2 separate regions of the Homo sapiens genome follow, and region 1 is linked to region 2. Evidence: chromatin contacts called from ENCODE Hi-C or POLR2A ChIA-PET data. All regions are on one chromosome and are shown on one strand. The core of a region is the stretch at or near the end of the contact, and the rest is flanking DNA. Distances in the headings are between cores, read along the strand shown.

Region 1 (2,852 bases), core at 14-2,513, 630 kb after region 2:
TAGGCGTGTCTGAGTTGCAGCAGCTTCGCATTGAGCACCAAACCCAAAGGTAGAAGTAGAAGGGGGTCTCCTTGATTTCGCTTAAGTGTGGACCTGGTGCGCAGCCTACACCGCCGAGGACCGACTATTGTGAAGCCACTTTGGGAGCGGGTCGGAGTGGCGGCAGGGGGTGGGGGAAGGGATGAGGACGGCCAGACAAGACAGGGCGCACACACGGAGCCCCTCGCAGTGTGCAAAATGATGGCGAATGACAAAGCCACATGCTTCCCTAACTCTGCCCGTAATCCTAAAATCCCAGCGGCCCCTTTTAGCTTCCTGGTAACAAATGGATTTGATTAAACTGTCACATGCAGCGTTAGCATAGCATATCATGTTCAATATGAAAAAGATCATAAATCTGACTTGTATTTCATAACAGCAATCTGAGTAGTCCCCGTAAAAAATGTGCTGCATCAGTTTGAATCTCAATCTATTAGGATATAGGCACCTTGGTCCAGGGACCTTCCCTCTTCTAGCCACTTCTGCCCCTACCCGCCTGCCCCCCCCCCCCGCCCCCATGCCCAAACACAGCCACTTTTCCACGGCAAAGGAACAACATTTTGTTATTATGGCTGCGTGGAGAGAGGCAGAAGCGTCAACAAGGACCAAAAGATTGTAATATCAACTCTTTAAGAAGTGGGGGTTCATGAATTCCAGCAAGTAAGGGGGAGGGGTCCGGAAACCCACCCAGGACTGAATTCTTTTCCTATGGGCTGGGAGCAAACACTTCCTAATTCCAAACTCTCCCTGCCCCTCTCTCCCCGGGAGTCAGGGGTGTGGAAATACTGCAGTTCATGGTGAACTTTGACTATTATCCACTCGAGTCGTACTTGAGACGTTCCGCGCCGCAGCCGCTCTCCCTCCTTCCATCAACATCTTCCGCCTGCATCTATTTCATGTCTCATCATAAAAATAATGAAGCCTCACATGATTTAAACAAAACCGTCTCAGTAGAGCTGCAGCCCGAGTGAAAGTTGCAGTGCGGAGCTGGGTTGCAGCTCCAGTTTATGCCTCATTAGCAGAGGTTGGGGAAGAAAAAAATACCCACATCCGCACACGCACGCGCGCACCCGCAGACACACACACCACAAATAAGCCGACGCGTGTGTACACAGTTGCTGCACTTACCTTCTCAATTAAGCGATACAGGGGGAGGCCGTTCAGTAAGCACAGTGGCTGCTTTGTAGCGCTTCTCCTTGGGAAAGGTCAAAAAGAAGCATTGTTTGAAAAAAAAAAAAAAGACGGGGGAGGGAATGTCTATTTTTTTTTAAGTTTAAAATAATGAGGTCCTCAAGGATACGCCAAGCAATGGTGTTGACCGCATCTGAGCCACAGGTGTCCTCCTTTTAGGCAACTGCAGTCCGAGGCTGTCTCTCTCCGTCCTGGTTCAAGACAACTTACCCCAGCAGCGTGCGAGGAGCCGAGCTGAAGGAAGCTCCGGCTCTCAGCTGCAAAATGCAATCCCTTCCCAGCCAGACATAATACAGCCAAAGAAAAGGTCACTCAGTTATTAGTGAGCCGGCGGAGCCCAGGCAGCGCTTGTCAAGACCACAGAGAAGCAGCTCCCTTCCGATTTAAGACTATTTACCTCTCGCCCCCACCCCTCCCCTCTTCTTTCCTTCTCTCCCTCCCTCTCTCGCTGGCTCCCTCGCTCGCTCTCGTGTGCCTGTTCTGCAGCTCAGTCAAGTACAGCCGCCCTCGGAAAGTGCAAAGCAGCCACGAGACAGATCGGGCTTTGTTGCTAATTTCCCAGGGTGAAAATTTACAAGCCTGCGAGTGCAGTCAGCACAACCACATGCATATGCTACTCACAAACGCTGGGGACAAACCCGCACACAAAATGTGACCTCTGCAGGAGTCGACTGAGGAAGGACCCTACCTCCTGGACCAGTCCAAAAGAAGAACTCCTGCGAGAGAGCTCCGGAGGAAAAGGGTAGGGTTCCTAAAATAACCAGGGCATTTTGGAATAGGTGGCTACATTTAAAGCAAATTGCCTTCCAAAGCCATTTCTGAAGCTACCAATTATGGAAATTAAAATAAAAGCAAGAGAATCAAACTGCTACCAGAATACCCTGGAAAAAGCACACAACCCTCCCCTTTAAGAAATGCCTGGAGGTGGCTGCAGTCGCTGGTCTGTCTGTGACTTCCATTCATGAACTCTCTGAAGTCGCTGCTCCGCAAGTCCGCCACACAAGCCTGGTTCAGGGGATCACACACACACTCTCCTTCCTCCCTTCCTCCCTTCCTCTAATGGCCCAAGACCCAAACTGTGAACTTGTTCTCCATTCACTAATGCTGACCCCCACCACCACCACCCCGAAACACACTTCCTGCAATTACTTGAATTCCTTACTATTTAAAACTCACACGCTCCAATGAAAAACAGCCAACAGCACTGAGAAACATGTTTTCAGGACTAACTTGGTCAAAGAACCATAGTTTCTGCACCATTACTGCTTTGTCTTCACAGGCTTGTTTTAAGGCCTTGACAGATTTTTTTTTTTTTTCTAATAGGTCCCATTCTCTCTAACCTCCTCTCCTCTTAACTTTCCTTGGCATCTATAAAGGCCACTGGTAGCTTTAAAATACCTTATTATTTTTCTAAGTTTTCAAACTTCAAAGTCACCCTCTGTTTGGGCTGCTCTTAAAGTACCCTCACCAGATTTTACAAAGCTTTGTCAGAGGTCAAGCTTAAAAATGGTCCACATTTGAAAGACACTCACTGAAATGTTTAAGAGCCAAGAAATATTCAATTGTTGAACTACAAAAAACTTTTTTTCTTCTCTTCACCATCAGTTTTAATCTAGCTCTAG
Region 2 (2,912 bases), core at 165-2,664:
TGAAAAATTTTTTGGAAAGGGCATCTGTTGAACTTATTGCTTCACTTGTAATTTCCTCTGTGTATGTGGTCTAGCAGCAGTTATAATAACTCCATACCCCACCATTGTCCTTTCCTACCAACATAGGGGAAAACCTGCTCATTCGTTTTTCCATTGTTTGGCTTATTTGTATTGAAAGGAAAGTGTCAGCTGAGTTTGTTAAAGGACATAATTTGAGATTGACTGGGTTACATTTCAGCCATCAAGCCACTTTGATTAGCATATGTCATTCATCTAGTTTCTGAGGTGTCTATCATGGTACTGTCAAAGTCCTCAAAACGACCTAAACACTAATAATGCTTCTTTGTGGTTTCTATGGCTTGTGTTGGAGTGAAGTGGTCTATTTTTTCTTATATGTAAGACTGGCAAATTCTAGTTGTGCTTTCATAAGTATTAGGACAGTGCTTGCTATTTTTTGTTCGTTAAAGTTATTTTTGGGTTTCTGGAAGTGTATAAGGGAAAATATGGGAAGCTAGTATTGAATGATTAACTGCCTACTAAATGCCTGGTTCTATTCTAGCAACATATATTATTTAATCATCACAAAAATATGTGAGCAAACTGAGCCTCCCTAAGTAATTAGGCTTAGAGAAATCGAATAATTCCTAAATGTTTACACAACTAGCAAGTAGCAAAAATGTCTTATCTCAAGAGTCTGTGCTATTCAAAGTAGCATGGGTTCTTAGCTTAAAAACAAACTTGTTTGTGATATATAGTAAGCCGTTTCCCCCAGACTGTTTTTTTAGGGGCCCAAAGAGGTTTTATTTTATGTTCTTCAAGGAACATAGATCATGGTGTCCTCTGCTTTTGTAAGTCCCTCTGTAATCTGAGCCTGATAAGCACTGAATAATAACAGGAACACCATCACTGCTGCCACCAACAACTTTGAAAACAGGAACTGACATTCCTTGAGCATGAACAATGTGCTGGATATTGTCCTTATCTATTCGTGTGTGTTAACCTGTTTGAAAATAACTCCGTGAGGTGTGCATACTTCTATCATTCCCATTTTGTAAATGAGGAACATGGGACAGGTTTAGAGTTAAGTAACTTACCCAAATCAAACAATAAACTAGTAGTAAAGTTGGGGTGTGAATCCATATACTCAGGAGAATCCACATTTTTGTCTACAATACTATACTTCTTCAGTAAATATTCATGAGTTGAAGAAAACCAATTCTGATTAAGTGAAGCTGAAAGGGAATTTATTATATTAGGAAGACATAAAGAAGCTCACTGAATAAGTAGGAAGCCTTGCTTGGAAAAAAAGCAGGACCATGAGGGAATAAGGAGCAGAGAACACAGTCAGATTGTGCCACAGGAAGAGCTTGGGCCCAGGGCCACTGCTGGTGCTGCTCCTACTGGCCAGCACAGGTACCACACTGTTGGCTGGTGGCTGGCCCCTGGGACACTGGACTTTTGGATCTCCTGCTATTGCTGATGCCACAATAATAAAGAAAATATCTAACTATTCTTTCATCTTTGCCTCACTCTTTAAGATTCAAAGGCCTGAGTAGAAGCAATCACTTGATAGAGCCCAGGTCACATTTTAAAAAGACCAGATTTGGTATAACTTTTGATTTAATTGTTCTGATATATTTTGGGCAGAATGGTAACAGAAAGAAATGACAACTTTCCACCTGTTGAACCTTAAAGATTAAGATATTTTCTCAGAAAAACTTGATCCTGTTATGTGGTAAAATAGGCCAGTAAAATGATTTTAGAAATTGGCAGTTAAAGAATGAGAAGACATTGGTTGCATATTTGTAAATCCAGTTATGCTCTAAGTGACCACTTGCAGTTCATTCTGTTTGGATCATGGATTAAAGAGTATAACTTCCAAATGACTGAATCATAAAATACCTCTGGTTTTCGTGGTTAATTTTAACTATACTTCAAGAAATTCACTTGGCATCAGAAGGTAGTACTCTAGAAAAAGGATGGTGTTTTTTTGTTCACAAATATGGTCGTGATCAGTGTTTTAAGAATTTGTTTTACAGGCCAAAGTTCACTTTAACAACTGCTGTAATAAAATACTTTCCAGCCTTGTCTGATGGCTCACTGATTGTAAGCAGTAATCCAACAGAACTTTGGTTACTGGAACTGGGTCAGGCCATGAAATAAGATTTGACTTTTATAACACAACACTTAGTGGAAATTCATTTTACTAGAATTCTGAACTTAATAATTAAACTTTTTGAGTGCTTATAACATGTCAGGCAGTATGCAAAGTACTTTGTATATCTCTCTCTCATTCCTGGTAACCCTGTAAAGTAAATATTATTGACACTTTAAGGATGGAGCTGATGCTGACAGAAATAACTTGCCTAAGGTCCCACAGGAAATGATGGAGTTGGGTTTTAAATCTGCATTTGTCCTACTCTAAAGCCTGCTTTTAATGACAACACTATTTTGTGGAAGAAAATCATTAATTAAATCACAAGTTAACTTGGATTAGCGTTCTTGGATTTTTAGATCAGAAGATTTTCCTTGTCACTTGTTCTTAGAAAACAAGTTTCTTTTTTTAGATTCAATAACTTAAGAAATGTCATTCCATCCAATTCATTCTCTGAATTAAAAGAATATAATTTTTTTTTTCGCTCCATAGTCTATTACTATTTTTAACATTCTTACACAGGTTGTCATATTGGAGGCATAAGTAGGATGATTTTCTCCCAGGTTAGGTAGATGGGCAGGGTAAGGTAGGTGGTGTGGCATCTCAGATCATCCCTAGTACTCAGAACTGCACGTTATTAAGGATCTGTGAAAATAGTCTGTTCTTTATTGAACCTTCTGTGGGTACCATCTCTCAGTGGTAACAAACTTTCTAAACTTACTGAGCATCTTGGAATAGAATATTTGCTTTCATTTCT

The links. Hi-C counts contacts between places; a loop is a spot of excess contacts on that map. ChIA-PET counts read pairs that join two places held with the same protein, here RNA polymerase II (POLR2A). Pooled maps may share reads with other maps.
Region 1: a loop to region 2 is called in a map of IMR-90, with 5 times the contacts of the local background. The contact joins the promoter of LMO3 here to the enhancer-like site in region 2. A Hi-C loop is called at or near these places in 2 of 168 maps with a recorded cell type or tissue (IMR-90 and OCI-LY7) and 2 of 50 pooled maps. POLR2A ChIA-PET finds 5 or more read pairs at or near these places in 1 of 52 experiments (OCI-LY7).

What each region holds. Positions count from the first base shown.
Region 1 is chr12:16,604,899-16,607,750 of GRCh38, forward strand. It overlaps LMO3 (LIM domain only 3), which reads right to left and starts at 1,264. Exons shown (of 4, transcript NM_018640.5): 1 at 1,168-1,264. RefSeq lists an enhancer at 1-198.
Region 2 is chr12:15,977,911-15,980,822 of GRCh38, forward strand. All of the region lies in intron 5 of DERA (deoxyribose-phosphate aldolase), which reads left to right. Among named protein-coding and RNA genes, the nearest start is that of DERA, 68 kb to the left of the region's middle. Within about 2 kb of position 1,415, at least 8 of the 41 ENCODE cell types and tissues checked have a DNase peak (open chromatin) inside an H3K27ac peak, as active enhancers do.